3 separate regions of the Homo sapiens genome follow, and all the other regions are linked to region 3. Evidence: read pairs that join two places in POLR2A ChIA-PET (ENCODE). Cell type or tissue: OCI-LY7. All regions are shown on one strand. Each heading gives the region's core, and the rest is flanking DNA. Links, peaks and the distances in the headings are about the cores only.

Region 1 (11,099 bases), core at 1,624-9,623, 270 kb after region 3:
TAGGCTTGTTTTGACACGTCTAACCTCCCTGCCATGAGCCCTTAAACAACTGGGCAGAGATGTTGGAGGAATTCTCTGTGTTCCTGGAGCCACAAAGATGGGAGGATGGAGGGGAGCCTGTCTCTTCTGCCTCTTGATTGTGACCACAGTTCCCCATGAAGGCTTGTCTGCCACTCACAGGGTCTGCTGCAACTCTCTGGCTTGGAGGTACCACTAGTGCTAAGAAGGGTTGGCAGTGCCAGCCACGCAAACCGAGTTCAGAGCAAGATGCTGTCCCGGTGAGGGGCCTGGAAAGTGGAAGCACCTGGTGAGAGCCGGGAGGCGGCAGAGGCTGCTTGGAAATGCAGTGGTCCAGAGCTTACCCTCAGAGCTTACAGAAGCTCCTGGTGGAGGATCAGAGCCTGGGGAGACAGCTGCTCCTCACCCACCAGGCTGTGAGCTCCTCCAGGACAGGGATAATTGGCTTGCTCTGTGTCCCCAGTGTCTCCTAACGCAGAGCTGAGCATGAAGAGTGTTTGTTGGACAGAACTAAAGGCATGCTGCCTGGCTTGCTGCCAGAGTTGGGGCAGAGAGAAGAGAACCTACAGAGTGGGGATGGTGGGGCCTGGAGCTGCAGGGTGGGAGAAGTCAGGGGCTGACACACACACCACAAGCGCCCTGAGCCCAGCCTTCTGCACCACCTGCCACCTCTCCAGCCATTAACAATCCCAACACTGCTCTACTGAGATAGAGCTGCCTTTTTCAGAGCCCTGAGGTGCATACACTTTCTTACAGTGTGTTAGACACCTTTTGTGAGCAGGTAATGTGGTGCCCCGTACATCTGTAGGAGGCACAAAACAGCGACCCTGGTGTCCTGTCTGGGGCCTGATTTTTCCCAGCTCTGCTGGAGGCTGCTGTCAGCAGTGGATTTTCAGAGCATGTGGCTGAGAAATAGCCACAGCAAATTCTACACAGGGACTGTCTCTGCAAGATGGGCTTTCAGCAGAGCTTCACTGTCTTCCTATACTTTTCAATGTCTTCCTAACAGTGGCAATATGCTCACAATATTTTAGTAACCAGAAAATGCAATAACAAATGTCATCTTTTCATGTAAAGAGATGGAGAGTAGGGCCGAGGTGGCACAGGGGCATTCCAGAAGGCTCGCGTGAGGTGGGAGTGGGGGAAAGCACCCATATTCCTGGAGTAGAGGATGGTTACATTGACTTGAGGGCCAGGATCCACTCAGGTGCAGTGGGAGATGCAGATGTAACCGAAGGATGGCCCCACCTGTGAAAGGCGCTGAGGGCCAGGTGAGAGGCATGGACTTGATCATGAAGGAGAGGTAGGAGCCACCAGGGGCCCTGAGCTGGGGAGCTCCTGAGTCAATGCTGTGCTTTGATGGGCCGCTCTGGCCACAGTGGCCAATTGGAAGATGGCTGTCACTGCCTGGGGGAGATTGGAGAGGGACTCTGAGCCACAGTGGTAGGGGGCTGGAGAAGGAGACAGACATGAGAGGCAGTGCAGAACTCTGCTAGGCAAGTGTTCCATTTGAGATGGGAGTTCCATTTCAAGAAATGGGATGTTTGAGAGGCAGAAGTGGAGGGATATGAGCAGGGGTGTGATGTGTTCTGATCTGCCCTAGGGGGACATCATCCCTCCTGACACAGGCTTGGTATAAGTCTCCATATTTCTCTCCTGAACCATGAGAGCAGCTTCCTGACTACACCACCATGCTCACCTGTGGCTCCCTCCCATCCAACCTCTAAGAACAACTGATGAGAACTTGGGAGAGCAGGGCTCTTCAAACTTGGAGGTGCATCCGAGTCATGCAGATCCTCTTAAAATGCAGGTCCAGGGTGAGGATGTGAAATGGTTTAGCTGTGGCCTCATCCAACTTGAATTCTATCTCCCAGAATTCCCACGTGTTGTGGGAGGGACCAAGGGGGAGGTCTTTGAATCATGGAGACTGGTCTTTCCCATGCTATTCTCGTGATAGTTAATAAGTGTCACGAGATCTGATGGGTTTATCAGGGTTTCTGCTTTTGCTTCTTCCTCATTTTTTCTCTTGTCACCGCCACGTAAGAGGTGCCTTTCACCTCCCGGCATGATTCTGAGGCCTCCCCAGCCATGTGGAACTGTAGGTCCAATTAAACCTCTTTTTCTTCCCAGTCTCAGGTGTGTCTTTATCAGCAGTGTGAAAACAGACTAATACAGGATGGAAAGTCAGCATTTCCAACAAACTCGCAAGTGATGGCCACTCTGCTAGTCCACACTTTGCATAGCAAGATTCTAAAACCCAGGTCTGATCATGAGACTGTCCTGCATACAACACTTTAGTGGTACCCCACGGCCCAATCCATCAGGACCAAAATGCTTCACAAGGCTTCTGAGGCCTGCAGGGATCCTGCTCTTGCCCACCTCTCTGGCCTCTTCCTAGACCACTCACGTCCCAGTCTTTCTTCTCTCCAGATGTACAGGACCATTTTCTTCACTTGTGGGCTGCTGTCTGGCCTTCAGAACCTCCTTCATGTTGTACTTGCTGCTTGAGATATCCCAATTCCCTCCACTACCACCACCACCACCACAACCACCACCACCATACACACACACACACACACACACACACACACACACACACACACACACGCCACAGTCTCTTTGCTTGTGGGAGCCTTTCTTATCCCCCTACTTCCCAACATGCTCCCACTTTGTAGCATTTGCCTCTTTTGTAATTACATATTCTATGTCTTTCCCTGCCACTGGTTCATGTAGGTATTCAGAACATTTTTGTTGAATAGTCCTGAACTCAATAATCAAACCTAGTCTGTATGACTCCAACCAGTATGGTTTCATTAAACCACATCTCCCTGTCTTTCAAGTGGAACTCAAGAAGGCCACCTGAGCAAGGGCTGCCTTCACACAAGTATCTGAACATCCGAATAGCCTCTGGAATCTGATTTCCAGACCCCCATCAAGGTTGGCAGCCCCACCCAGGAGCCACCTGGCTTTTCCTCTCCACTTAGGCCACCCCCATCCCATCCCCCACCTGCAGGTTCAGTTCTGCTCTGGCCCTTGTATGAGTCCTGAGGCAGGAGGTCAAGAGAGGCTCATCTTGCTCTGACTTAGATTCCCAGAGCTGCTACCTCCTGGGTCCGGGTGCCTCCCGAGAGTCAGTACCATCTTGCCCCACAGCCCAGTGACTGCCTGGTCCCCAGTGCCTGTACGTGGCTTGAAGAGTCCACTCTGGGCTTCAGGTCTGTTCTCTGTCATCTGTTTCCCCTGGGGCTGGAGTCTACAACTAGAGTCCTGTTTCCATCACCCACCCAATCTCCTAGATGGCTATTACCTGAGCTCTATCAAAACACCCCGTCACGCCCAGCTGGACTAACTTGACACCTTTTGGCAGCCAGGGAGATCACCATCTTCTTCAGAGTCAATATCAAGCTGGCCAGGCTTGAAATCCCCGCTTCACTGACAGTTAGGCATTTCCCCAGCTCTTAACCCTGTCACAAAAACGATGCCTAACCTGGAATGAGATCCCAGCGCTTTTTCCTGTGCTCTCAGGAATTTTATTTTTTTATTTTTATTTATTTATTTTTAATTAATTAATTAATTAATTATTTTTGAGAGGAGTCTCCCTTTGTTGCCCAGACTGGAGTGCAGTGGTGCTATCTCGGCTCACTGCAACCTCCACCTCCCGGGTTCAAGCAATTCTCCTGCCTCAGCCTCCTGAGTAGCTGGGATTACAGGCATGCACCACCACATCTGGCTAATTTTTTTTATATCTTTAGTAGAGACAGGGTTTCACCATATTGGCTAGGCTGGTCTTGAACTCCTGACCTTGTGATTAGCCTGCCTCAACCTCCCAAACTGTTGGGATTACAGGTGTGAGCCACCGCGCCCGGCCTCAGGGATTCTAATGAAAGGTCATTAGGATAAATTATTACCTAAGTCTCCCTTTGGCCTTAACAGGCAAATCCCTGAGAGTTTCAGATTTCCATCATTTACTGAGTCCAAACATAGGTGACCTCTCTTGAATTTGGGAAGGGCACGAGAAGGGAGGACCCATGATTAGGAAAGCTGATGAGGAGCTGATTACTGCTAGCCGTGCTGGATTTTCCTTTTAAATTATTCATCAACACAAGTTTAAATGTCTGTGTCCAAGTAGCCATCTGAAAACTAAATAAGCTGATGCAGTTAGAAAAAAATTGCCCCGTTGGAAACAGCAAAACTGAACTTAACAACTGATGGCTTTGTGAATGAATTTATTCTGTTTTCAGTATTTCAGCTAGAATTTCATGAGCTGGTCATGGAAGGAAGAAGGGGACAGTCTGTATTCTGTTGGTGTATAACCTTGTATTAGCCGGACCCTTGCTGTGGCTTGCTCATCCTGTGACCCTGCGCCTAGTCCCTTAGTATTTCCCTAAAGCTGAAAACCTTGCCCTTTAGCCATGGATGCCGGGTTCTCTGGAGTCCTTGTGGTGAAATGTGCAGGAATCTCGCATGTGGCTCATCAGAAAGGGCTCTTCTAAAGGGCAGGTGAGAGAAATGTAAACTTTCCCAAGTCATACGTGGAGTCAGCAAATCTCACATCTGGGAGTTTATCCTAAGGAGGTAAATTACAGGTACAAAAACATAAAGGCAGATGCATTTTCTAGAATAGCGAATGGTCTCATACACTTGGAGGGACAAAATTTGGAATTCAGGTTCCACTAAAGAGGAGGAGGCTTCATCATATCCCAGGCTTTTGGTGAGGACGCCTGAAGGGTCACCTTGAAAGAGTAATGGCTAGCCAGAAATAGAACAAGCTTTAAACAATTAAAGCCTGGATTCGAAATGCCATGTTAATGAAATACAGGAGAAAAGTTATGTAATCATCTCAATAAATGCAAAAATGCATATATAAATTTATTTTATTTATTTATCTATTTATTTATTTATTTATTTTGAGACAGAGTCTCACTCTGTCACCCAGGCTGGAGTGCAGTGGCGCAATCTCGGCTCACTGCAACCTCTGCCTCCTGGGTTCAAGTGATTCTCGTGCCTCAGCGTCTGGAGTAGCTGCGATTACAGGCAAGCGCCACCACACCTGGCTAATTTTTGTATTTTTAGTAGAAACGAGGTTTCACCATGTTGGCCAGGCTGGTCTCAAACTAGCCTCAAGTGAACCACCTGCTTCATCCTCCCAAAGTGCTGGAATTACAGGCATGAGTCAGCACACCCAGCCCTAAAAATTTAATATTCATTTATGATGAAAAACTTATAGAAAATTAAGAATATTCAGGAATTTTGTTAGTTTAAAAAACCTACAGGAATATTATTATACTTAATAGCAAAATATTAAGTGTCCCGTAGAGTTTGGAGATACTTTGCTATCACAAATTCTATCCAGCATTACATTAGAGAGATCCTAGTTAGTGCAACAAGAAAATACTGTATAGGATTAGAGAGAAAAATACTGAACTATCATTTGTCACCAATGACATGATTTTTCATTTTTCACCAGTGACATGATTGCATATATAGAAAATTTAAAAGAGTCTACAGATAAACTAATAGAGTAAATTGTGAATTCAGTCAGGTCACTTAATACAAGATCAATATATAAAAATAAATTATGTTTCTACAAAGTAGCAACAAACAAAAAATTTTTTTGAAGTATAACACTTATAATAGCAAAAAATTCAAATACTTAGAAATAAAGCTAATAGAATATTTGTGAGACCTCTACCTAGAAAACTGTAAGACATGGAGTTAAATTAAAGAATCCCTAAATAAATGAGCTCTGTTTATGGACTAGAAGACTCCATATTACAAAAACATCAATTCTCCCCAAATTAATCTATAGATTTGATGTAATATTAATTAAAATTCCAGAAGGTGCTGTATGTAGAAACTGATCATTCTAAAATTTATATAAAATGAAAATGGCTGGCCGGGCGCGGTGGCTCACGCCTGTAATCCCAGCACTTTGGGAGGCCGAGGCGGGCGGATCACGAGGTCAGGAGATCGAGACCATCCCGGCTAAAACGGTGAAACCCCGTCTCTACTAAAAATACAAAAAATTAGCCGGGCGTAGTGGCGGGCGCCTGTAGTCCCAGCTACTTGGGAGGCTGAGGCAGGAGAATGGCGTGAACCCGGGAGGCGGAGCTTGCAGTGAGCCGAGATTGCGCCACTGCACTCCAGCCTGGGCGACAGAGCGAGACTCCGTCTCAAAAAAAAAAAAAAAAAAAAAAAAAAGAAAATGGCTGAAAACATCCAAGACAATCACTGTCTGATGTCAAATTAATTAATTAATTAATTTTTTAGAAAGCTACAGTAATTAAGATAGTATTGTATTTGCACAAGGCACAAATAAAGAACTCACAAAATGACTCACATATATGTGTGTATGTGTGTACACACGTGATTGGTTAATGGCAAAGATGGCACTGCCCAACAGTGGGAAAAGGACAGTCTTCTCATTAACTACTGATAGGGCAATGACTGAATATCCATATGGTAAAAATGAATGTTGATCTGTACCTTACCTCACACAATACACAGAATTAATTCAAGCTGGATTATAGATTTAAATATGAAAGGTAAAACAGAAAAGCTTCTAGGGGACAACAAAGGAAACTGTCTTTATAACCTTGGGGTAAACAAAGGGTTCTCAACCAGGACACAAAGACACTTAACTTAAAAGAAATGATTGATAAATTGGACTACATTAACATTAAGAACATTATTTGTCAAATGACATCATTAAGAGGGTAAAAAGGCAAACCAATGTGCAAAAAGATATTCTCCACACATACAACTGACAAATGACTAATATAAAATATGCTTAGAACAGCTACAGATACATAAGAGAAAAAATAATAGAAAACTAGGCAAAATATTTGAACAGCCCTTTATGTAAGAGCATATTTAAACGGCCAATAAACTATGAAAATATGTTCAAAAGTATTGCTAATCAGGGAAACGCACATAAAATCACAATAAGAGCCACTAGACTGTCTAAAGTAAAAGACTTTAAATGCTGACAAAGATGTGAAAACTGGAGCTCTCTTGAACCACTTGAGGGAATGTAAGTTTGAACAATCACTTTGGAAAAGAGTTTCTCCCCCAGATTGAGAAGATACGTACCCTATAACCAGCAATTCTAGTCCTGGGCACGTGACTGACAGAAACATCCAGTTACATCTGTAGCATACACTATGAGAACGTTCACAGTAATATGATGTGTGATGCGCAAAAAACTGGAAACAACTCAAATTTCCATTAGAAAGAATGGTTAATCAATTTCAATCTATTTGTACAGTGAAACATTAAAAAACAATGAAAATAAGCAACTGACATTTACAATAACATGGATGAGTCTCACAAATAATGTTGAACCAAAAGCCAGACACAGCATAGCATATACTTGTGGTTCCATATAAAATCAACAAAAATTGCCTGACTCTCTTTATTGCAATAGTTGCTTAATTGCAGTGGTCTAGAACCGAACCTGCAGTATCTCCAAGGTGTGCTTGTACCTCTGGGTAGGCTGGAAAAGGAAAGATGGGGGAGAAAAGGTTTTAGTTTCTCCAACCTTTTCCACTAAATTCTAGGAGATGAAATTGTCAGTCAGGCTCTTACCCGACTGATACTTGCAGCGGATCCTTAATAACTTGTTCTTTGGTGAGAATAAATTTATTCGTCTCAGTGAATTGATGATGATTTTATTGCCTCGGGAGTGGAGGGGGTTGTTCCTTGTTTTTCTGTTTCCTTAGCTAAACGTTTCACCACGCTGTAGTCAAAATACAGCGACTGCTGAAGAGGAGGAAAAATCAATAGAGGACTTGAGTTTATTGGGTTTATCTTCTGGCTTTCTATGATGAAATAATGTCTAAAATTGGAATCCAGAAAATGAAGCAAATTGCAGAGCGCAGAAAGATTTTGTAATATCTTTGCTTCGCTACCCCTCCTTTGACCCACGCTGACTGTGATTTGAAATGCTGGATCTTTCTCAACAGAACGCCAAAACATACACGCGCGCGCACACTCAGGCACGTACGTTTCCTGACTCTCTATTACTTCCTGCTTCCTCTCTGGACATTCCTTGGCTGGGTGAAAAATTCCTGCCATGTTCCTGGCCTTGGTTCCCCACTTGAACAGTGAAGGGGCTGGATAAATGAGCTCCCTGATCTCATCTTACTCAGCCCCCAGACTTTGGTTCTCTGGCTCTCCCTGCCTCTTTTGGAAGCAATAGGTAGGCACAGGACGAACACAGGCAATGCTGAAAGCCCTTTGATCCCGCAAAGAATTCAGCAGGATCTAAAAGAATCATCTTATGTCTTGATGTGGCTGTGGCTCCATGGTTTCAGCTTAATTCTATACGCAAAGCCATCAGACAGAAGGGGCTGTGGAATGGGCCAGTCATCTCCATCACACTGCCCAGGCAGCCCCCAGGATAGCCTTCCTGCCTCTAGAATGCCTACTCCATTCACATATCCACTCGCTCAGTCATCATTTAATAACTCATATATTCCACAGTACACTGACAAGTCCTGGATCTTGAAAAGACCTCCCCACCACAAAGTCATCCGATACAAGTCCCTGCCTTAGCACATTAATGCCTCACCATGGACCACTGAAATTTGCACTTTCTTTGCTGATGTCCTTAGCCAGGGACCGCATGGCTCTCCTGAGAGGCAGCCTCAAATGTGAGTGCCCTGTGGATCAGGAAGGGCTTGCCTGGCTGCTGCAGTCGCTGACGTGGCCAGCACCCATGGTAGTGCAGCTTAAGGAGCCACCTTTGCTGCTGCCAGGGGCTCCTATGTCTCCCCTCCAAGGAACCTGAGAAACTGGCATGAGAGGAGCGTACCCTCTCTGGACCAGCTCTCTGACTGACGCAGAGTCCCCTTAAGGCCCAGGGTACACGTGGCACCCCCAGGGATTGGTCTGGGTGGCAGCTGCCAGCGTTCCTGTGACTTTCATGACCAGCTGCATTAATGCTGCTCTTGGCCTCACTCATCACATTGCCTGGCTTCCTTTCAGCCCAGAGGCTGCTCAGCGAAGGGTGTAATTTCCTGGCTCTAATGCATGACAAGGTTTCGCTTAAAGGATAAAATAAAATCACCTTGGGAGGCAGACACTAGGAAGTCATAGCTATGACTTGGTCCGCAGGGATATTCAGGGCCAGGCAGATTGGAGAGAGCGCAGGTGAGTCCCTGGTGTTCCTGATAACACAGCCACCCTGTGGCTCCCAGGTCCTAGTCCCATGGCCAGGGTTGGGATGCAGTGGGGCCAGGGTTGGAGCGCTGCACAGAATGAACCTATTACTTCATTTCTCGCCACAGCTAATCCCCTTTCCCCACACTTTAGGCCACTCCGCTTCTCTAGCCCCAAAATATCCCCAAGTCTTACCTGTGGGGAGACGGATGGGAGAGGTGTCCTTCTGCTGGAGTCAGGACTCTCTGTGTGGCCACGGAGTTGACTGTCCTAAATCTAATGGGCTTTTTTAAGTGACTGGAAGCTATGACCTCAGATACATCCACTCTGGGCTCCAACCCATGGACCCTCAGGCCACCTATTCCTCCAACAAGGGTCCTCACAGAGGCAGAAGCTTCTCCAGTCATACCTGTGGCCTTATGGAAGCCTTGGCACCACCCCTGGAGTAACACAGAACTATGTGGAGCCAGGAACGAGGAGGGGGCTGGGACTGACCCAAGGTTATCAGATGAGTCACTGACCTGGAGAAGGTCCTGTCAGTCAGGAGTCAAGGGCATGACACCCGTGGTGAAGAAGGGATTTCCCTTTCCACCCTGACCACCACTGACACCATCCTGGTGGGTAAAGGAAGGAAAGAGGATAAGGGTGCGAGGAGTGGTGAGACCCATAAGGGCAGCTCCTGCCTAGAAGCGTCCCCACATAGACCCCGGCGCTCCTAGAGGCACAGCTCAGGGAAGAGTATTCTTTGGCTGGACCTGCAGAACTTTGATAAAAACCTCCCTCCAGGAAGGTGGGGAGCAGCTCGGCCACCTCCCCTGCCCTCTTTCTTGACAGGGTGGTTAGAGCGGAGCTCACGCCCAGAGAAGTCCAAGAAGATGCCGGGAAGAATTGGATGTTCTCTGGCTCTGCCCTCAGAAGGAGCTCAGCAGAGCCTGCCCCAGCCACACATGCACAGACACGCTGCATCAGGGAATGAGGGAGCTCGGTCTCTCCATCCCTCAGCCTGGGCCAGGCACTGCATATGCCTTAGAGATGGCCCTTCAACAACCCACTGTGCTCCAGGCCATAGGCAGAAGGCTTTTGTTATTCCCAGAAGAATGCAAAAGGGCTGGGTTCCAGGCACCAGAACTCGCCTCCATTTCTGGCTCTGGGAGGAGCTCAGATTTCTGGAATCTCCTCTAGGCTGGGAGTAAGAAGGTTCTCGGTGTCTCAAGAGTTGGCCCTCACTGAAGGACTGAACCTGAGAGAGACGGTGGTCAACAGAGATGCATTTAGCACCTTCGCCCATAGACACTCCCTGAAGGGCTCTCTTGCCATGCTGCCATTGAAACTGAGGGGCTAATTTCACCAGGTCTACCTGCCTGCTTGCTTTTAGTTGCTTGCTTCTTATTATTTTTCCTCTTTTTCCATGAAGCTTAAGGTAGCTGAAGGCCTTGGGGCTGAATGCTGCAACTTAACCTTCACTGGCTACTTTATAGCTAACATTCGCAGGCCACATGGTAATGATTGCTTTAGTTGTTTTTCAGGAACTAGGGCTAGCTCCTGAACCAGTGGACATCACCAACCATTCAACTGGGCCTGCTCAAGTGACCAAGCGGTGGTCTTTTTATATCGGAGGGCCAAAAACTCCACCCTCCACCCTCAGATCATGCTAACACCATCATTTTCTGTACCTGTGTCCCATGAAATGCCATGAACCCTGACTACGCTTGCACAGAATGAACTTATTACTTCATTTTCCTCCACTGCTAATCACCATTCCCCACACTTAGACCACTCCACTTCTCTAGCCCATAAATATCCACAAGGCTTACCTGTGGGGAGACGGATGTGAGAGATGTTCTCCTGCATCCTCACGTGGTGCCCTTGCAAATAAATCCTTTCTCTTTTGCAAAACTCATGCCACAGTGATTCTGTGT
Region 2 (11,099 bases), core at 1,273-9,272, 81 kb before region 3:
CCTGGCTAACATGGTGAAACCCTGTCTCTAGTAAAAATACAAAAAATTAGCCGGGCGTGGTGGCGGGCGCCTATAATCCCAGCTACTCCGGAGGCTGAGGCAGGAGAATGGTGTGAACCCCGGAGGCGGAGCTTGCAGCGAGCTGAGATCACGCCACTGTATTCCAGTCTGGGCAACAGAGCGAGACTCCATCTCAAAAAAAAAAAAAAAAAAAGTTACCAAGCCCTTTCCTAGAGGATGGTGGAGACATTGTATGGAAGGAACCTGGATCTCTGAATCTTTATGTGGAGAGAAGTTGTCCACCACCTAGGAACACCCATGCTGAATGAGAGATAATCTTCTACTGCACTAAAACCTTAAAGTGTGCATCCTTATTCAGCAGTCACTGGTATCACCCTAACTGATACACAAGCCAGTATGGAGATATGCAGGTGCTCTGTACTGTTGAATTGGTGCTGGTGGTGGTTTCTAGATTTCTTGATGAGTCTACGTTAGAATCTCTGCAGAGCTGATTCCCTAAGGTCATTGGAACAGGAACGTCAGGGACTTCAAGTGGCAGATACAAACTTTACTTGCCTCAACTGTTGTGGGGAGAGTCCTTGAAAGGATAAGGGCAGATGGAGAAACAAGGGTTACATAGCAACCCAGGGACAAGAAAGGTGAACAGCAGCATCTCCTGAGATCTGGAACAGAACGCAGGATGCTGTGGCGAGGAGGGTGAGGACATGTACTCTGGATTCACATGACCCAGGTTTCAGCCTCCCACTTACTAGCTGGGGGATCTTGGGCAAATTTCTTCATTTTTCTGAGCCCGAGTCCTCCGAAATGGTCATAATAACAGATCTGACTTCTGGGATTGCTGTGAGGATTACGTGACCTCCGCCTCTGAAGTGCTTGGCACCGTGATGAATTGCTCATCAGGATGCCTGTGCCGGAGGGGCCCTGGGAGAGCATTGCGCCAGCCTCTCGGTGTACAGAAGGGAAAACTGAGGCCCTGGGAGGCACCACTGACTCTGCCTTAGTCAGCGATGCTAGTGATCCTCCAGAGACCCAAGGAAGATACACCCTGACCCCTTCCTTTTCATCTGCCATATCCAACCGCATCCTGTCCATTTTAGCTCCTGTCCCATCCATTTTACCTCCCAAATTGCTCTTGGATCTGCCCATTTCTGTCCACCTTGTCCCGGCTGTCATTGCTTCCTGTCTGGACTTGCTGCAAACCTTTCTGCCTGTTCTCACTGGAGGCCATCAATGGCTTCCCTAAATCTCTTCTCTTTCTAGAAACCAGAGCAATGTCATTTCTAGATGCACACCTGCTCATGTTACGTCCGCTTTAAAGACCTTCCCAACAGAGATGATGGAGCTTCCTCCTCTGGCTCAGGGACCCAGGGACTCCGCCCTTCTCTCCCACATCCCCCTTCTCACTCTGCTCCACCCTCGTGTGAATCCCCTCGGTTGCTTGTGACTGTCACAACTCTTGCTCTCCACTCCTCCCTGCAGGACTTGATACCGACTGTTCTTTCCTCTTAGAATGTCCATTTCCTGCCTCTTTTTTTGCTTTATGTGTCCTTGTCCTTTAAGTCTCGGATGAAGCAACACTTCCCGGGAAGGTGTATCTGGCCCTGTGGTTGGGTCCTGGCCCCTCTGAACTTACCCGAAGTCACCCAGAGAGGTGAGCAAGGAATGAAGACTCAGTCCCAGACTTGGCCAGGCTCCCTCTGGCTGTGGCCTGGTCCCACCATGGTCACCTCACTGTGGATTCACCCCACAAGCATTGAAGAACACCCGATGCAAGCAGAGAGTGCTGAGCTCCTTGGCTTCACTCCCTGTGAACTCCTACTCATCCTTCAAAGCCCAGTACAAATGTTCCTTCTTCTGCAAAGGCTCTTCTGACTTTCTGACTGCCTGGCCTCCTTGTCCATTGGCGTGCCTGTTTCTTCCTCCTCTCTCTCACCCTGTGAACTCGTTGGGGTAGGAATCCTGACTTATTCATCTCTGGAGTCCCAGTGCCAAGCATAGGGCATGTTGTGGTGTGCCAACCAGAACTGTTACATTGAATGAATGAATGGTGAGTTTTCTGGGTGAGAAGAAGATGAATGGGTCACAGAGGAGTTCACATTGTGGCAGAGAGAGAAGGCCAGGCAGGGGCCAGGCATGGTGGCTCATGCCTGTAATCCTAGCACTTTGGGAGGCCGAGGTGGGTGGATCATGAGGTCAGGACATCAAGACCATCCTGACTAATACGGTGAAACCCTGTCTCTACCAAAAATACAAAAAATTAGCTGAGCGTGGTGGTGCATGCCTGTAATCCCAGTTACTCGGGAGACTGAGGCAGGAGAATCGCTTGAACCTGGGAGGCGGAGGTTGCAGTGAGCCGGATCGCAGGGCTGCACTGCAGCCTGGGTGACAGAGCGAGTCTCCATCTTAAAAAAAAAAAAAAAAAAAAAAAAAGGAAGGCCAGGCACAAGCCACCATGAGAGCCAGCAGATGGGGACAAGTGCCTGGGGGCCAGGCCATGCTTCGGGTTCTGGGTGAGAGAGTGATCTCTAGGAATAGGAAGTCAGGGAAGTTTCCCAGCCAGGGTGGGAGAGCACACACCCCAGGCAACAGTTTACCAATGGTGTTTTGAGGCTCTTGGAATTCTGAGGAGGCGTTCCAGGGGCTGCTGAAGAGGAAGGCGACACTGAGTAACCGGGGTTCCCCACCACTCCGTTCCATCTGTTTGAAAACCTGGGTTTCTATGCAAGAGGTTGTGGGGAAAAAAAAGTTCTAGTGACTTAGTTTTTACAAGTCAGGATCCTTAGAAACAACCCAGGACGGGCGTTCTGGGGCATGTAATTTATCGTGGAAGTCCTCAGAGAAGAAGGGAAACAAGGATGATGAGAGAGGGCAGGGGCAGGAGCCAGGCAGACAGGGGCTCTCAGCTGGCTCTAACCTCAGCCTGACCCTGTGGGGCGCTCTGGAGTGTGAACCACAGTGCACAGCTGGTCTCACCTTGAGACAAGCAGGTGGGCTTTTCAGATCCCTGAGTTAGTCATGCAGTGGGCTGTGGGCAGCATGACTTTTACGCGCAGGTGCATTGGCAGAAGCTCATTCTCTAGAGCAAACTTCTTCTGTTAAGGGCCAGGTAGTGTATATGTTATGCTTTGTGGGCCATATGGTTTCTGTTGCAATGACTCGACTCTACCATTGTACTGCGAACTCAGTCACAGACAATTAAATGAACGGGCGTGGCTGTGTTCCAATAAAACTTTATTTACAAAAACAGGCTGCTCTGGAGAAGGGGGTGCTGTGAGCCATTAGCATCCAATATTCACAGCACTGGCTTTGAAGGGGATCTAGGAGGGCACAAACGGTACCTGTGTCTTCAGCAACAAGATATGCAGACTTCCCTTACTAGATTCTGAAGCGCTTGAGGTTCTGACTGGGTCCTGCCAGCTGAGTGGGTCCCTCTGGCACATGTTCTAAGGGGATCTCTTATTTCCCTCCAGGGTAGAGGCACATAGTAAGGTGGACTGAGATGGAGGAGCATCCTGGACTGCAGAAGGTGGTGCTCTGGGCCGGGCGCGGTGGCTCACGCCTGTGATCCCAGCACTTTGGGAGGCCTAGGCGGGTGGATTACTAGGTCAGGAGTTTGAAACCAGCCTGACCAACTTGGTGAAACCCTGTCTCTACTAAAAATACAAAAATTAGCCAGGTATGATGGCGCGTGCCTGTAATCCCAGCTACTCAGGAGGCTAAGGCAGGAGAATTGCTTGAACTCAGGAGGCAGAGGTTGTAGTGAGCTGAGATCATGCCATTGCACTCCAGCCTGGGCAACAGAGTGAGACCCTGTCTCAAAAAAAAAAAAAAAAAAAAAAAAGAGGTGGTGCTCTGACAGTGCAGCCTTGGGTGGAACAGGAAGGGGGATGAAAGTGTTCTGGAGCATTCTGGGAAGAAGGGGCTGCCAGGTCACCGACCCTGCTGGGAGTGGGGATGAACTGCTGGCTTGAGCTGTCTCTTTCCAAGGCAGCCCATAATCCTCTTCTCTAATATCCAATTTATACATGACTAATATCCAAATTATACATGACTAGGAAAAAGCCACAGAGACAATTTGTTGTCAAAGTGACCAAGTTCACTTTGGGTATGTTACAGAAAAAAAAGCTATTTCCTCGTGTCTAAATCTCATTAAAAAAGCAATTTTGCAATCAATTACAATACAATTTAGCCACTAACTGCCTATATTATACATATATATATATATATATATATATATATATATATATATATAGACAGAGAGAGAGAGAGAGAGAGAGAGAGAAGCAGAAGCAAGTTTGTTTTTCCTGCCCTCATATTTATGAGCCACACTGGAAGAGTTTGTCTTTGGAGGAGCTCTTTGGAGCAGAATGAGTGGCCAGCTCGGCCCAATGACACTGAAAGTTAAACTTTCCAAGCCAATATATTATGTTAGCCCAAGGAGGTGGTATCATTCTGAGCATGGGAGCGGGACAGATTCATTTTTATACAAGAGTTCAGACCTTTCTTGTTCGGTCGTGCACTATAAAAATTGTATAACTCTATGTGGCTTTTATTAAAGGAACATTATTTCTATAAATTATTTTTTAATGCTGTGGAGGAATTTGCCTTCTGGAACCATCTCAGTAAAAGAATTGGGGGTGAAACAGAGACTCGAGTCTACAGAGTGCAGGAGAAATCAAGGCTTGGAGAGAGAAGTGGAGAAGGCTGCCTCTAGGCAGGGCTGCTTTCCCCACAGAGGAGAGGATGTGGGATGTGGAGGGAGGAAGGGGCATCTGGAGCCATGGAGTGGGGAGGGCTGATGCAGCCCCTGCACATCCCTTGCCCGGAGGAAGAGGGGACCAGCTTCCCTCCGGGCTCTGTCCACTGCTCCTTCTGTCCTGGTTCTTGTCCCTGGCAAAGTGCATGGGGCACTGGTTGCCACTGAAGCAGAAGCCCTGGCCGCCGCTGCTGACTCCCTTCCTGCCACCTCCTCTCCAGGCCCATTCCAACCCCTGGATCCTTGGGCTGCTCTCCTCTGCTCTCTGATCCATGCTTGACTCACTCCTTCTGCTCTCGGTGCCTGCCTCCCAGTATCTGTGCCACAGCCATGAGAAACACCCACTGTGGTCCTCTGTCCCAGGGTCTCCCCTTCTGGCCAGGGTAGGGGTGCTAGAGACAGAGGGCCCAAACCTGGATCTTTGGAAATATTCAAGGGACATTTATTTTTGCTTTTTTTTCTGCCTGTCTGGTATCACAAGACACAAAGATATGGCTGTAGCGGGTGTCTTTTTGGCATCAAGTGGCAGAGTGGTTTTGGCAGATCTGCTGTTTGCAGAAGACAAATTGCTAACGTCAGTCTTTTTGTTCTTAAAAATGTCTACATTCATGTTGCATGTGGGCAGGAAGGTGCCTTCACATCATGAAGGGGAATGATGCATTTCAGCCACAGCATGCTGAGAGCTGGATGCCCACAATGCTTCAGCCATGGGTTATGTTCATGGAAATCTTTAAACTTCACATCAAGAAACTCTGCTGTCTGCCCTTGAACTGAGTCTCCACTGTGGCCCCAGTGTGAGCCCAGATTCTGGCTATAGGCTGAGGGCTGATCCTAGGGGTGGGCTGAGTTCTGACCCTATTTCCGGAATGAGCTCTGGCCCTGGCCCAAGACAAAGGTCCAGGTCCAAAGGCAAACCCCGGACTGAGCTCAGGTTTTTGCACGGCCTGAGTTGTGGGCCAGCTGCAGCTGAGGCTCCTCCATCTCACAGGCATATGCCATCATCACAGGGAAGCCCCAGAAGAACATGGCTTCATCCACTGGGACATGACTTGCCCCCAGGTCCTCTGCCTGTGAAGCCTGGATCCTCCTACAAGTGGAGGAAAGAGGACGGAAGCTTCCAAATCCTAAGTGTTGTAATGAAAATGTGTGGAAGGAGGCCTGGAGAGGACGAAGACATTATCTCCAGGGAGAAAGCCATAAAAAAAAGATGATGATAATGATGTTGATGATGATGATAATGATGTTGATGATGATGATAATGATGTTGATGATGATGATAATGATGATGGCTATTACTTACATGGTGCCTACGGTGTGCCAGGTTTGGCCCATATCATTTTCTAGAATCCTCACAAGCAACTCTGTAAAGTTGATACTCTTATTTCCTCCATGTTACAGAGGGATACAATGGCTTGATCAGCGTCTTTCAGTGCCTCAGGCAATACTCAAACCTGGGTCTTTCTAACTTCATATTAGATGCTGTCAACCCCATGCTGCTACCTGAGAATGCCTTTATGCAGACAAATGACGTGGTTGTATTTGCACCTTAGGAAGATCATCTGGGTTGCTGGTGCTCAAGCTGGGTAGATTAGAGGGGGATAGAAGGGAGACAGGGAGGCAGGTGAGGAGGCTGCTGCAGAGTCCAGCCCCCTGTGGATGCAGCAAGGAATCAGAAAAGCAAAGGAGCCAGTGCCCCTGAGTCTGCCTGCTTGAACTGGTCCCAGGATGCGATGCTTCAAGTGGAAAAGGCTGTGAGATCCACACGGAGGCCTGGTGGTGGGTCCTCGGCCTCCGCTTCTTCCACCCTGACAGGGCATATCTAGATGCTGGGCTGGCCTTGACCACTCTGTTTTCACTTTCTCTAATTCCCAATCAGCCTGGCTCTGGGCCATGTGGCAGACAGAACACATAATTATGTATTGATTTCCTTCCAAAGATGCCTGGCCTTGAGTTAACGTGCACTTTCGTGGCCCTACGTACGCACGATCTGAGGAATAAGAGGGTTGGATTTGGAGGGGAAGTCAGAGGAGCCTGGCTCCGGGGTGAGCAGGGGGCACAAGAGGGAAGGCTGCCATTGTCTGTGCTTTGCGGCTGCAGGGAGCAGGGCCTGGTGGCTTCTGGGGGATCCCAATGTGGCCGGAGGCTGGATGGGCGGGTTGGCCATTGGTGGGGGAAAAGGAAACCTACTCCTACCCTTGATCTTTGATAAAGTGAATAGAGAGCCTGTGGGTTGATTTGTCCATCTATCTATCCCTCCATGGTTAGTGCAGTTTTCTTTGAATTCCCCCAGGTGATTCAATTTCATGGTGCTTTGCCAGATGGCATATTCTCCCACTTCCCCAGTCCTCCAGGGACTGTCTGAAATACAGGCCAAGGGCTCTTACCTCAAAATTATATTGAAGTGTTTAATTAACAGAAATGGCTCGGCAACCCATAGATCACACTCTAACTGCACATACCACATGCACACACAGACAGGCCCTCGGCTGAATCCCTTTGCCTCTGGAGACCCGATCACGTCATGCACAGCCATCACATCGAGCTGTGACCTTCCCTCCTTCCTCATGTAAAACTCGCGGTGGCGGGTGCAGCTTTAAAATACTAAATCTTGTGGTATTCCTTGGCCCAGAATCTCTCCACAAAGGCACTAAATTTGTTCATCTTTAAAGTCCAACAGAAGCAATTTCCCCCAAGTTAGCTCCAAAATCTTGGAGTTGGGCAGGGAACTGCCAGCTTCCTATCCTCATGCCCTCAAGGACTGGATCTGCAAGCCCTCGGTAGGGTGGGTTGCCTGGCCTGCCCTCTCCCTGAGGGGCCATAAGACTGAGTCTTGCGTTATTCTGATGTGAGTCAGAAACACTGGGCCATTCACGTCGTGTGTCTGCTGGGAACTCTATCTGCTTCTTTCATTAGTCTTCTCCTGAGCGCCTCCTCTGTTGTACTTCCTTTTCTCTCTGGAACCTCACTGGTGGTTCTCTTGGGTGGTGCTTTTTCTCTGCTGATGCACTGGGGGGAAGTGATCATGCATTATATATCTACATAGGTCTATATCTCTGTTATAACAGCCCCCCATCTGATGATTCTCAACTGGTGGTATGGCCCCCTAGGGAACAACTCAAACTTTAGAGTGTGGCTTTGGTTAAACCAAAGATGGTGGGGTGCCTGGTTTCCTGAAATGTTCTCAACAAATTATCCCTTGTCCTGCTGGATTTCAAATGTCCAGCCAGATATTCTTGTTGGTGTATTCTTGTTCATGCTTATCTGAAACTAGAGCATAAGAACTTTTTGGCACCGTTTTTAACCCATACTGAATAGTGGAGGAATACAGCTGTGGTATAAATCAAGGGAATTTTATATTTTGTTTTGTTCTGAACATTACCAATAGCTCTTCACCATTTTGGAGATCATTACTGAAGATAATGATGTTCATAATATGAGTCACCAGGATAACATTCCTGTGTCACGCTGTGTGTGTCACTCTGCATATAAATATAAGAGGCTGATTACTTCATGATGTCTTCTAGTGCGATTATGCCGAAGCATTTACATATTGAAATACATATTGTTTTATTATAAATGATTTACCTTCCATACCTCTTTTATATTATGGTTAGTGAATGCTTTTATGTTTTTAAGCATTTACATTTAGGTTAGCTCTATTTTCCATGTTTTCATTTTAAGGATAATAAAGGGTATGTATTCATTCATTCTTGCATTGCTGTAAAGAAATACCTGAGAGGCCGAGTGTAATCACAGCACTTTGGGAGGCTGAGGCGGGTGGATCATGAGGTCAGGAGTTCAAGACCAGCCTGGCCAAGATTGTGAAACCCCGTCTCTAATAATAATGCAAAAATTAGCCAGGGGCAGTAGCAGGTGCCTGTAATCCCAGCTACTCGGGAAGCTGAGGCAGGAGAATCGCTTGAATCTGGGGAGACGGAGGTTGCAGTGAGCTGAGATCGCACCGTGCACTCCAGCCTGGGTGACAGAGTGAAACTCCATCTCAAAAAAAAAAAAAAAAAAAAAAAAGGAAACAAAGAAAGAAAGAAAGAACTGAGAGTGGGTAATTTATAAAGAGGCTTGTTCATGGCTCTGCAGGCTGTACAGGAAGCATGATGCTGGTATCTGCTCAGCTTCTGGAGAGGCCTCAGGAAACTTACCATCATGCCAGAGTGTGAAGAGGGAGCAGGCATATCACATGACCAGAGCAGGAGCAAGAGAGAGAGAGAGCAAGAGGACCATCTTTGCTCCACTCCCGTGATGCAATTACCTTCCACCAAGCCCCACCTCCAATACTGGGGATTACAATTCAACATGAGATTTGGGCGGGGGCACATATCCAAACTGTATCAGGGTGCTATGGTAGATTGTTTGATGGCCACAAAATCCTGTTTGCCCTGTATGCACATCCCTTTGCAATGTGACTTTTTAACTCCTTTCATTCAGAGATAAAGTCTATTTTGTGACTAGTGAATAACAGATTATGGCAGAAGGGATGCATTAGTCAGGATTCTCCAGAGAAACAGAACCAACAGAAGACTACACACACACACACACACACACACACACACACACACACACACGGATAGTCCCCTATTTATGATGGACACACACACACGCAGATGGTCCCCTATTTATGACAGACAGACACACACACACGCTGATGTTCCCTTATTTATGATGGACACACACACACAGACACACACACATAGACATACACAGACACAGAGGGATGGTATTCTATTTATGATGGTTTGACTTTATGACGGGATATAACCCCATTGTGAGTCAAGGAGCATCTGGACTTAATGATGGCTTGACTTTCAATTTTTTGACATTGCAATGGGTTTATAGGGGTATGATATTTTCTACTTACAATGAGTTTATCAGGATGTAGCTTCATTGTAAGTTAAGGAGTATCTGTATATGTGTGTATGTGATATATATAATTAATATTAATTGGGTAATATAATTAATTATATATATTCTCTATATACATACATACATACATACATATATTTATATGTGTGTGTGTGTGTGTGTGTGTGTGTATGTATATAGTTGGTTTATGCAATTACAGAGACTGACAAGTCCCAAGACTCACAGTTGGCAAGCTGGAGACGCAGGTATCCAAAGGCCTGAGGTGAAGGACGAGTCTGTCATGTTTCTGTTCAAGTCTGAAGACAGGAAAAAGGCAATGTCTCAGCTCAAAGGTAGTCAGGCAGGAGGTATTCCCTCTTACTTGTGGGAGGGTCACACTTTTTGTTCTATTCAGTCCTTCAACTGATTTTATGAGCCCATCCACATTGGAGAGAGCAATCTGCTTTATTCAGTCTATCAATCCAAATGTTGATATCATCCAAAAATACCCTCACAAACACACCCGGAATAATGTTTGGTCAAAATGTCTGGGCATCCTGTAGCCCAGTCAAGTTGACACATAAAATTAACCATCACAAGGGATATTGTATGATTTTCAAGGTTAGGCCTTAAGATGCCTTGAAGCTTCTGTCTTCACCCTCTTGGAATACTGTCTTGAGACCACCATGCAAGGAAGCTGGTCTAGTCTACAGGAGGTTAACTGAGGAGCCCTGGCTGACAGCCTGACCAACTGCCAGACATGTGAGCAAAGCCATCGTGGCTCTGCCATCTGAGAGAGGCTTCATGGGCCCTTGGGCCTTCCATTAGGGTCTCAGGAGGGCTACACTGGAGGAGTGAAGATTGTGTCCCAGGACTAGGGATTTGCTCTCAGATGAAGGGCAAAACTGAAACAGACCTGCTCTAATAATACAAAACCAAGCCTCTAAGAGTTCAAGGTGATTATCTAGTAATTTAACTTCATATTACAACAAAAATCAGCACTCATCATGGAAAAATATACAGAATCCAAAGTCTATCTACAATGTATTATCCACAATAATCAGTATACAATTAAAAATGGGTAGATACGAAGTAACAGAAAAATGTGATTATTGGCAAAAGAAAAAAGTTGATAGGAACAGATCTCAAAATGACCCACATGTTGGAATTAGTTGACAAAATCTTTATAAACAAGCTAATAAAATACATATGGACTTGATCATAATGATGAGCAGATGGAGAAAAGAAGATAAAAGCAAGCCCAAAGAAAATTCCAGAATTGAAGAGTAAAATATCTAAAATGAAAAATTTACTAATGGGTTTAATATCTCACTAAAGATAGCAAAAGAAAGGGTGAGTGAAATGGAAGACACATCAAATCATCCAATCTGTAGAGAAAAAAGTTAATTGAAATAAAATTGAACATGGTCTTAGCAATTTGTGAGACAATATCAAGTGGCTTATC
Region 3 (11,099 bases), core at 1,976-9,975:
CTAGACAACGCTTGCCACATGGGATGTGATAAGCCACAGGCATGCCCAGGGCAGCAGACTCTGGCTGTGTCCTGCGGTGCCCCATCAGCACTCACCAATGCTGCATGGTCCAGCATCTGACTGCAGGCAATGTCCAGCATCTGACTGCAGGCAACGATGACGCTTTGCCAAGGGCTCTGCTCAGGCCAGGTGCAGGCCAGGCTGCAGTGCTTGGAAGTCAATGCCACCAGGAGCAGCTCTTGGTTGATGACAAAAAGAAATGGGTGAATAAAGAACTCAGTTTAGGCCAGGTGCAGTGGCTCACGCCTGTAATCTCAGCACTTGGGGAGGCCGAGGCGGGCGGATCATGAGGTCAAGAGATGGAGACCATCCTGGCCAACATGGTGAAACCCCGTCTCTACTAAAAATACAAAAAATAAGCTGGGTGTGGTGGTGTGCACCTGTAGTCCCAGCTACTCGGGAGGCTGAGGCAGGAGAATCGCTTGAACCTAGGAGGCGGAGGTTGCAGTCAGCTGAGATTGTGCCACTACACTCCAGCCTGGCAGAGTGAGACTCCATCTCAAAAAAAAAAACAAAACAAAACAAAACACAACAGAAAAAAACAAATAAACAAAAAACAAAAACAAACAAAAAAGAACCCAGCTTCCTAACCCTGGTAGTAGTTATGGGAGGGGGTGCTACATAGCTACATCTCAGCTTCCCAGGTGGTCACCTGCTCATGAAGTCACTTGGGGGAAGTATGGGCTTCTGTCCCTTCCCTGACTCACTTTCCCATTCTCTAGAACACTTTCTAGATCATCTCCCAAACAGACCTCCTGTTCTCAAATCCTTATCTTCAAATAAGCTTCTGGGAGGAACCCAGGCTAGGATACAACAGAAGGTTTTCAGGGGAAATAAATCCTTCCCTGACAAGATATGATGTGAGCTAGGGGTTTCCTATAGGCAACACCCCTCCTTCCAATACAGAAAATCTCAGCATGATAGTCCCATCTTCATTTCAAGAATTCTAAAATAGGCTCCTGCCTTTCCTAGCCATATGTAAAGTTTTGCTCTCAATGCTACATGAAGAAAAAATCTCCTTATCACAAGGAGTCATGTGCTTATTGGCATTTGTCTATGAAATGCGTATAGAATTTCAATGGTTGTAGAGCTGGTTGTGGGGAAAATGAGATGTTCTGGGATTCCAGAACTGATTTTATTTTTTTCACTCCAAGCACCTAGTTGATGAAGTGCAGGTGGCTTTTTTTCTTCCAGTTCAAGTTTTCTTAGCCTATCCATTTATTGGGGAAAGGGGAGGTATATTTGGAGTTGTTAGCTTGGTCATAGCCCTCTGTTCCCCTTCAGCCCCATGGACAAATGAACCAAGGCCTGCTGATGCAACTGGCTTTATGGTGGAACATGGGGTTGTGTGTTCTTTGTCCTGCCTGCTCTGGGGGCTCACCACAGCTGTGAGTCCCAGGTCAGTCTTGAGCTCTTTCTCAGTGCCCCAGTGTTGGCAATACCCTGAACCGTTGGCTGCCTGCTATCTTTGGCACTTTGCATTTCTCTGATAGTCACATCTTTACACCCCATGAGTCCCCCACTGTCACCTACTGTATTGGTCAGGGTTCTCCAGAGAGACAGAACCAGTAGGAGAATTGGTTCATGTGATTACAAGGCGAAGTCCCACGATAGTCTGTCTGCAAGCTGGGGAAAGAAAAGCCAGTAGCGAGGCTCAGTCCAAGTCCAAAAACCAGAGAAGCCCACAGTGCAGCCCCCAGTCTGAGTCTGAAGTCCCAAGACCCCTGGGATGCTGCTGGTGCACGTTCCAGAATCTAAAGACCAAAGGATCTGGAGTCTGATGTCCAGGGGCAGGAGGAGAGGAAGCAAGTATCCAGCACAGCATGGGAAGAGATACAGCAGAGAGCAAGCAGACTCAGCAAGCAAGCTGCTTATCCCCCTTCTTCTGCCTGCTTTGTTCTAGCCACGCTGGCCGCCGATTGCATAGTGCCCACCCACATTGAGGGTGGGCCTTCCTCTTCCAGTCCACTGACTCATGTGTCATCTCCTCTGGCAACACTCTCACAGACACACCCAGAAACAACACTTTACCAGCTACCTAGGCATCCTTCAATCCAGTCAAGTTGACATCTACCATTCACCATCACAGCTACCCTCTGAGTTCCTGACTTGGGGATGCCGAGATGTTTGGGTTCATCCTCCGTTTCCTCTTCGGCTCCCTCTCAGGCGTAGACATATACCTCACTGATCCATCCATACTCCCAGGGTCTGGGTGTGAAAGAAACATCTGTGGGTTTCCAACTTCAAAACTCCAGCCAGCAAACAGCATATAGGTCTCCGATTTTTTCAAATCCCACCTCCCCACCTCAATTTCAGAGGGAACTCACCTATTTCTTTTCGCTCCCTCTTCCTGTCCTGTAAGCAGGGCAGTAGATGACTTAGCTATGCTGTGTCAGATTCACTTCTTTCCCTCCAACTCTTCTCCCTTCTATTAACGTGGAACCTTTTTACACAGAACAAGGCAAGAGAGGTGGGCATGAGGGCTAATCAGTCCCGCCTGAACCCATCAACTTTCACATCTCACATCCCTTGTCTCTAGCTCAGAAGCTGAGAAATGGGTGCCTTGGGTCCCAGCAATTCACACTTTGGAGCAAATGGTGACTGCAGTTCACATGTCTAAATGGGGGTGGCCTGTGTGTGTGTGAGGGGGCAGAGCAGTCTGTCCTGTCTGATGTCCCAGGCTTTTTCTCCATGTAAATCATCCCCTAGCCCTAGGTGGCTTGAAACAGCAGGTATGAACAGATGGCAGTGGCTTCTCAGCATCCTGTGTTCCTGGGGTGAGTCCAGCCACAGAGAGAGAGGGGATTCACAGTAGCCACCAGGTGAACAGTGCCATCAAAACTCTGAACTGTGTCTCAGCAATGGCCTGGGGGCCCAGCCGAGAGGAGATGTTCACCAGGAAACTTGCCCAGCGTGGAACTCAGTGGCCTCCACCTCAGTAATCGAAAGCACATTCTAAATACATCTCTCAGTGACTCCTGCCTCGTGGTTGTTTGGTGCATGATTGGACAGATGGAGAGGTGGGCTCCCCAGTGGGTCTGGAGCGTGGGCTTCAGAGAGTGCTAATGTTTCTCAGATCTCCTCTGCAAAGTGCCAACTGTGGAAACACTGAAGCTCAGGCCAGGAAATGGAAACACACTGCCAGGTGGCAGGATGGGCTGCTTCTTAATTAAGGAGCCTCCCCAGCTCGCGGGTGACGGGTGTGGTTTGTAAATAGTTTATGCACCTGTTACATCCACGTGTTGCGGGACTGCTCCTGGGCTTTGTCCAAGTGGGGTCCAGGCCTCCTTCGCCAGAACAATAGTAGAAATAATATGTGGTCTTTATGGAACATTTATAGTCTACCAAGCTTTGTGCAGTGTGAGCCCCTTTACCTGCATTATCTCATCGAATCCTCCTAGCAACCCTAGAGGTAGATGTGTTATTAAGCTCATTTTATATGTGGGAAGCTGACAGCAAAAGGTTAAGCAAACAGCTCAAGCTCACAGAGCTGGTGGGAGAGTGAGTCAGAACTCAAACTTGTAATTAGACAAACCTGAATTTGGAGCCTCAGTTCATCATGTGTGAAACAGGGTAATTCTATCTACCTCACAGGATACTGTAGGGATGAAAGAAAAGTATGTGGACAAAAATCTACCAGCTTGGAATGTGTCATTGAGTGACAATTTGGTAAATGTTTGAATGCCTATTGTGAAGGCTAATTTTATGTGTCAACTTCACTAGGACATGGTGCCCATATATTTGATCAAATACTATTGCATGTGTTCCTGAAAAGGTATTAACACTTAAATCAGTAGACATGGAGTAAAGCAGATCGACTACCCTCCATAATGTGGGTGGGCCTTATCCAATCAGGTGAAGACCTTAATAGAAAAAGAGCGACCTTTTTCTGTTAAGAATAGAAAGCACTATGCTGGAATAAGAGTGAATTCTTCCAGCACAATAGTACCATAGTGCCTTTGGACCAGAACTGCAGCTCTTCCAGCACAGTAGTGCCTTTGGACCAGAACTCCAGGCTCTCTGTGTACCCTGAAGATTTGCAGCTTATCAAGTATCTACAATCATGTGAGCCAACTCCTCAAAAATATTTTCTCTCTCTCTCTCTCTCTCTCTATATATATATATATACACACACACACACATACATATGTGTATGTATGTATCTCTCTCTGTCTCTCTCTCTTTCTATATTATATATATATACACACACACACACACACACACACACACACACACACACACACACATTCTATTGATTCTGTTTCTCTGGAGAATCCTGACTGAAACACCTATGAATACAACTATGAATAAGAGAATGTTTTAATAATATATGGTTTACCTGTATGGTATAATATGCAATTGTTAAAAAGAACAACTTATGCCTATGTATTTTTAGAGGAGAAGAAAACCAGAACACGTGTGTGTGTGTGTGTGTGTGTGTGAGTCTCTATGTTTCCCTGTGAGCATAGAGAAATATGTGAAAGGATACATGCCTGAGGGATGATGGTGGTGGTTGTGGAAGTCTTATTGGGGTAGGGAAGGATATTCACTTTTTCTTTCTACACTCGATTGTTTGATTTTAGCATATGTTATTTGTGTCGCTAAAAGGATAATAAAGTAGATAAGTGTGAACATTTTGTTGATTTAAAATTGTCCTCTTCTGTGACTGGAGGCGGTGGGGACAGCATAGCACAAGTCTGTCTGTATCTATTTGTTTTGTGCTGATCTATATTGAGAATATACCCTATCTGGAGGGAGTTGACTGGTGGTGCCTTGAGGCTGCTTTGATTAATACCGCCTCACCTACACAGTACCCTGGCCTATGTAAGTATCTGAGTCCAGCTGTGATTTTAAAGGAATCTCCTTCCACAATTCCTGACCTTGGTTTTCGGGGGTCTGGACAAGTTTGATGGCCCATCGGGTGCAGTTAGGGCAGCCAAGCGTTGCTCTTCCATTGCTGAAAGGTATTAATGCTTAAACCCTCCACCCTCATCTCTGGGATATGTCAACAAACAGCACCAAGCAGGGACTAGGTGCTGGGTGCTGTCCCGGGTGCTGAAAAGTCAAAGAGGGCCAGATTTCCACTCACTATCAACTTTGACTGAAGGTTTACTAGGCAGAGTCATTCTGGAAGCCCAGACAAGTGGGAGCATCTGATCAGAGTGGCCTGGCTTTTGGAATGTGGCCAATTGGACATTATCAGGGAAATGTCAAGCGACTTGAACTTCTTGCCTTCCATCCTTTTGTAGGGTCAGCTGCTCACAATTGGAATTGACTGTTGGCTTGACTGACTTAGTTGAATCAATGTGTGCTTTGTTCCTTCTGCCAACACCAATCTCCCACCTCCATATCCATAGAAGAGCAGGGTCTTTCTCACCTAAGATTATAGAGGATGCCAAAAGGAAGTGAGAGCCCCCCAACACCTTCTCAAGCCAGCCACCTTGAAGCAATTCATTCCAACAAACGTTCACCTGAAAAACAATTTGCAATTGCCAATTGCAGGCAAGACTCTGCCCTGGGACCAAGTGTGATGAAGGTCAGATATTTCTGGCAAATAGAGGATTCTAAAGTACATAAAAATGAAGAAGGGCCTCTCCATGAAGTGCACATCAAGACCACCTGGGAGGATGGAAAAATGCAGGTACTTGCACTCTTTTTAAAATCCCAGGGGAAAAGCACTGTGATAGTGCTGTGGGATGAGTGTTTGTTCTATTAGTCATTCCCTATGTCTGAAATGTTGGATGCAAAACAAGGAGGGATGAGAGAAGAGACTGAAGACACTAGCCATGTCACAGTGGGGCTGGCAATCTGCAGACCCAGCTGCAGTGGTTGCCAAGGTGTCTCCTTTCACATTCCACATCTTGTCTGTATCTTGGTGAAGAGCTGATGAGAGGGTGACAATAACCAGCTCGTGTAATTATCACCCCTGTCTTAGTGAAGATGGGCTGTGTTTGGATAATAGCAGGAGTCCTGAGCGGCAGCTAGAAGCCACAGGTGGTTGAGATGCAGATCAAGTTCTGAGCCATCACTGGCTTTAGGGATGATGCATGCTGGAACCAGTACTTGTCCATCCTTGAGTGTGGAGAGAGAGGAGGCTGTCAGTCAAATCTGCAGCTGGGGTCTGCAGCATGCAGGGAAAGAGCAATGCCTGGGCATCAGGAGACCAGGGCATTTAGCCTTAGCTCTGACAGTAACTTGCCATGAATTGGGCGAAATGACTCCTCCCCACTTCCCCATCTCTGAGCTCTTTTTAAACTTGAGTAGGTGATTCCAAATGAGCTTTTATGTTCCCTCCTTATTTTGACAGTTTGTGATCCTCTAAACTTCTGATATCAAGATATAGCCAAACAGAAACAAACCAAATCATTATATCTAAGGAACATTAGTTATATAAATTTTTAAATTACAAAAGTAATATCTGCTCATTATAAATATTCAACTGACACAGAATAAAAAGCAAAATCCCTTATCTCCCCATACTATTTCCCAAAAGCAACAACTGCTAATAGTTTGGGGACGTTCTTTCCTCAGCTTTTACTATGATGTCTCTATTTTTTAAATTGTGAACTTTACCACTGAACTCCAAAATTTAAATAGTAGGAGACTAGACTGACTCTGAATAAAGACTTAGAAGCTACGAACTGGAACTCTTCTCTCCCATTCTGCACAGATGTGGGTCAGTGAGGCAGAGCTGGGATTATGTGGCATTGTTAGGAGGAGCACCAGTGGCGGGAAATCTTTATCTTTAGTCGTAACAAAGGCTCTGGGCTGGGTGGAAAGATCTGGAAGTGCCCACCATATTCCCTTTCACAAAGGTGTTGATTGTGCCTTACACTCCATTAGGCTGGAAATTGCACTTGCTTGTTAATTTCTTAAGCTTCAAAACTTTTCACCCTGGCCTCAGGCTCTCTGCACAGTTTGCTAAAGAAATGCTGTCAATTCACCTCATTTGGTCTGCTTATGGCTGATGACTGGTTTGCTCAGGTTTTTGGTGTTGATCTCTCTCTCTCTCTCTGTATATGTGAGAGTATATTTGTGTGGAATTGTCTGAGGTAGGTAGGTTTGTGGGAAAGGACTGCTGTTGTCTGCCACAGTGGACTTTTATTCAAGATGGTGCCCAGTGGCCATTTCAGTGGAGTCTGAATGGCCTTCATGGTGGCTGGACCCCTCAGTGTGGAGAAAAAGAAGAGAGCCTGTCCTGCAATAAGACTTCTGTGCCTGCTTGGGGGTGCTCTTGTGTGGCGGCGAGACTTAAGTTTGGTCAGCTGGGATTAGTTCTTCCCCAGATCCCTCATGGGATCTGCCCTGACTGGAGGGTGAGAGGCATGAGGGCTGCCATGAACAGGTCGGGGCTGAGCTCATGATGACCTGCCCACACATAGCAGCCAGGGGGTAGTCATCCATGCACCTCAAAGCCGTTTGTGGTGTTGATGCACTGAGGCCCCAGCCCTGCCTTACTCCTTCCTCCAGATGTGGCCAGACTGATGTGGCTCCATTTATTATTACTATTTTTTTTTAAAAAGCAGAAACATATACATATTTTTCTCCGTATTGTTTCCCCCACTCAATATTTTGTATATATCTTTCCAAGTGAATAGATATAGATCTGCTTCATTCTTTGTAAAAGCTGTGTAGTATTCCACAGAATATAAGATTTTCTTTTTTATTATAAACAATTCTACAATAAACACCCTTGCCCATACATCTTTTGAACTGGTACTTTTATTTCAGTTGGATGGATCCCAGAAGCAGCATTGCTCCTGGGTCAAAAGGACTTAACATCTTTAACTTTAATAAATTTTGCTAGATTACTCTCTAAAATGGTTGGGATAATTTACAGTTCCACCAACAGAGTTTGTGAGTGTCTCTTTCTCCCTGCCCTTGCCAGCACTACATGTTATCAGTCTTCTTAAATTCGGAGGTTAGGAAGTGGAACCATTTTTTTTCATTTGCATTTCTCTGAAAACTAATGGGGTTTAATTTAGTCTTAAGTTTTACTCTGTGCATTCTCTTTACAGATGGGCTGGGTTGGGGTTGCATGTGAGGATAGAAGGTGAAGATATTTTGGAAGGTCAAAGAGCTTGGAGAAAATGGGGTGTGTCCTTGATTATTTTCCGATCACATGGGGTGATCTGGTGGTGTCTGGTGTTACCAAATGCATACAGATGAAAGCATGGGATTATGGCACAAAACTGAAGCAGCTTAGAAAAATGAAATTGGGGTTGCCTTCTTCATTTTCAGAGTTGAGCATAAATTGATGGGCTTTTTGAGGAGTTAGTGAGCTCTTCATTCCCAGAAGGATTTAAACAGATATAAGAAGACTGACTTCTATTTATTTCTTAAGGATAGAGTGGTGAATAAGACAGGCATGGTCTTTGCATTCATGGATCTTAGAGTGTGATGAAGAAGTCATACAGTTAGCAACATGATTATACATATTCAGTCCTCCCTCATCATCCATGGGGAATTGGTGTTTTTATAAAAAGTGGAAATCTGGACATAGGGAGAATTCCGTGGAGATGAAGGCAGAAATAAAACTGAAGCGTCTACACACCAAAGAATTTCAGTAAACCATGAGAAGCTAGAGAGAGGCAAGAAAGGTGCGTTAACCCATTCTCACATCACTGTAAGGAACTACCCGAGACAGGGTAATTTATAAAGAAAAGAGGTTTAATTGGCCCATGGTTCCACAGGCTGTGCAAGAGGCATGGCTGGGGAGGCCTCAGGAAACTTACAGTCATGGCGGAAGGTGAAGTGGAAGCAGGCATATCTTTACATGGCCACAGAAGAAAGAGAGACGGTGTGAGCAAAGCAGGAGGTGCTATACACTTCTAAACAACCAGATCGCATGAGATATCTGTCACATGGTCTATCAGGAGGTCTATCACATGAGAGGTCTCTCGTGAGACAGCACTAGGGGGATGGTGCTGAACATTAGAAACCACCCCCAGTATCCAGTCACCTCTCACCAGGCCCCACCTCCAACAATGGGGATTACAATTCAATGGGATTTGGGTGGGGACATAGAGCCAAGCCATATGAAAAGGACTCCCCTACTGGTTCCAGAGGGAGCATGGCAATGCCGACACCTTGGTCTCAGACTTCTAGCCTCCAAAACTGTGAGACAATCCCTTTCCATTGTTTAAGCCTCCCAGTTTCTGGTACTTTTTAACATCAGGCCTAGACAACTAATAGACAGAATCAGGGAAATCATCAAATCCAGGGTTGGGGGTGGAGTGGGGAGGAGCAAGGATGAAAACTAAGGCATGGAGCTTCATGGACAGGGAGCTAAGAGGGCGTGAGAACTGATTGAGAGCGAAGAGAGGAGACCCTGAGGAATGGCCAACACATGTCTTCTGCTCAGTTTGGGTGTCTGCCAGGGCTGGTGCCTGAGGCTGATGGGGAAGCCAGCCCAAATGATAGAGGAGGCTTTGAAAATCCACCTGGATGACTCATGTAGACGGCTGGCTCCTGCGCTTACCTGGGTGTGGAATGACCAATCATCCCTGTTTGCCTAGGACTGAGGAGTTTCCTGGGATACGGACTTCCAGTGCGAACACTAGCAAAGCCTCAGAAAAATTGCTATATTGCTCACCCTACCTGGGTATAACCCCAAAGGGTACAGCTTCTTTGAAACAATGTAAAATCCCAAGGGTGGTTCTCAGGCTAGCCTGCCAAAGCGCGATGATGTTGGCCACACTCTGATTACACCACGGTGCTGATGGATCTGAGCAGCCACAATGAGGATGTGGCCATGGTGTCTGTGGGTCCCTAATCTTCACAAATTTCAGAACAGAGGCCAGACCAGGGACTTCTTTAATGGAGAACCTGCCTGGTTTTCCTTCCAGTCCTCCAGGATATGCCAGGAGCACCTGTATTGGGGTGAGTGGTGCCCCCCAAAAGATATCTCCTTGTCCTTATGCCTAGAACCTATGAGTCTTACTTTACATGGCAAAAGTTGTGATAAAATTAAGAATCTTCAGAGGGGAAATTTATTCTAGATCATCCTGAAGACAATAGATGCCACCGTAGGTATCCTGATAAAAAGGAATGCAGAGGGAGGTTTGATACAGAAACACAGAGGGGAAGGTGGCATGAGGATGGAGGCGGGAATTGAAGCGGTGCAGCCACATGCCCAGGAATGCTAGGGCAGCCAGTCCTAGAAGAAGCAAGGGCTGGGTCATTCTCCAGAGGCTCCAAAGGGAGTGTGGCCCTGCTGACACCTTGATTTCAGTCTTCTAGCTCTAGACCTGTGAGAGACTCAGTTTCTGTTGTTTTAAGCCACCAGGTATATGGTTAATTGTTATAGCAGCTATAGGAAACTGAGGCAGCACCCATAGACTGAGCTTTTAGAGCACCAGACAAGAGAATCCAAGCTTGGGTCCCCATCTGATCATGGCCACGCCTCCATCTGATAAGCTGTTGCCCAGAGTCTCTCACGAATGACAGGTAGCTAGTCGGTGGTCATTGTGTGTGGGGGACAAGTGGGTGGGCTAGGGTCTGCTCCATGCCAGCTGAGCCTCAGCATTAATTCACAAGTGAAGCTCAAAGCAACCTGCTTCTGCACTTGAGAATCATGGGCACTTCTCCCCAATAGTCAGGCATTAGACTTCACCAGGCAGCTGGTGTTTTGTGGGAAAAAATAGGCATGCAGGGCCCTGGCAATATGATAGGCACAGAAACTGGTAGAAGAGGAGGGAGGCGGGAACTGCTTGGCGGCGGAGTTGGTGCTAATTCATTCAAACAGCCTCTCCCATTGGCGCAGCCTTTTGCAGCCTGTAGGGTGTTTTCACAGGCTTTTCCTCATCTGCTCCTGGCAAGATCCCTGGGAGGGAGGCTGGGAGGGGGTGCTGATGTGTTGGAAAGACAAAGTTCTGATGACCAGGGGAGGTGTTGGCACCTGGGTCTCCCAGCTGGTGAGCCAGGGGAGGCAGAACCAGCTGCCTCCAATTTAGTGCTCATTCCTCAGCTTCAAGGGGGCTAGGAGTTGAGCTCAGGCAGGTTCCATCAGGTGGCTCCCCTGTTTTGCTTTGGGGGGC

What was found. Peaks named below come from ENCODE experiments on the same cell type or tissue, not always from the same donor. Only the 100,000 strongest peaks of a DNase experiment are listed, where the experiment ranks them.
Region 1: POLR2A ChIA-PET joins it to region 3 with 5 read pairs; 2 of 35 experiments call an interaction of 5 or more read pairs at or near these places.
Region 2: POLR2A ChIA-PET joins it to region 3 with 9 read pairs; 3 of 35 experiments call an interaction of 5 or more read pairs at or near these places.

Annotation. Positions count from the first base shown.
Region 1 is chr17:6,025,418-6,036,516 of GRCh38, reverse strand. No RefSeq gene overlaps it. Among named protein-coding and RNA genes, the nearest start is that of WSCD1, 39 kb to the left of the region's middle. In OCI-LY7, for the core only: no CTCF peak of the experiment used is centred there; no DNase peak of the experiment used is centred there.
Region 2 is chr17:6,378,386-6,389,484 of GRCh38, reverse strand. No RefSeq gene overlaps it. Among named protein-coding and RNA genes, the nearest start is that of AIPL1, 51 kb to the left of the region's middle. In OCI-LY7, for the core only: no CTCF peak of the experiment used is centred there; no DNase peak of the experiment used is centred there.
Region 3 is chr17:6,297,886-6,308,984 of GRCh38, reverse strand. No RefSeq gene overlaps it. Among named protein-coding and RNA genes, the nearest start is that of AIPL1, 130 kb to the left of the region's middle. In OCI-LY7, for the core only: no CTCF peak of the experiment used is centred there; a DNase peak (open chromatin) is centred at 5,094.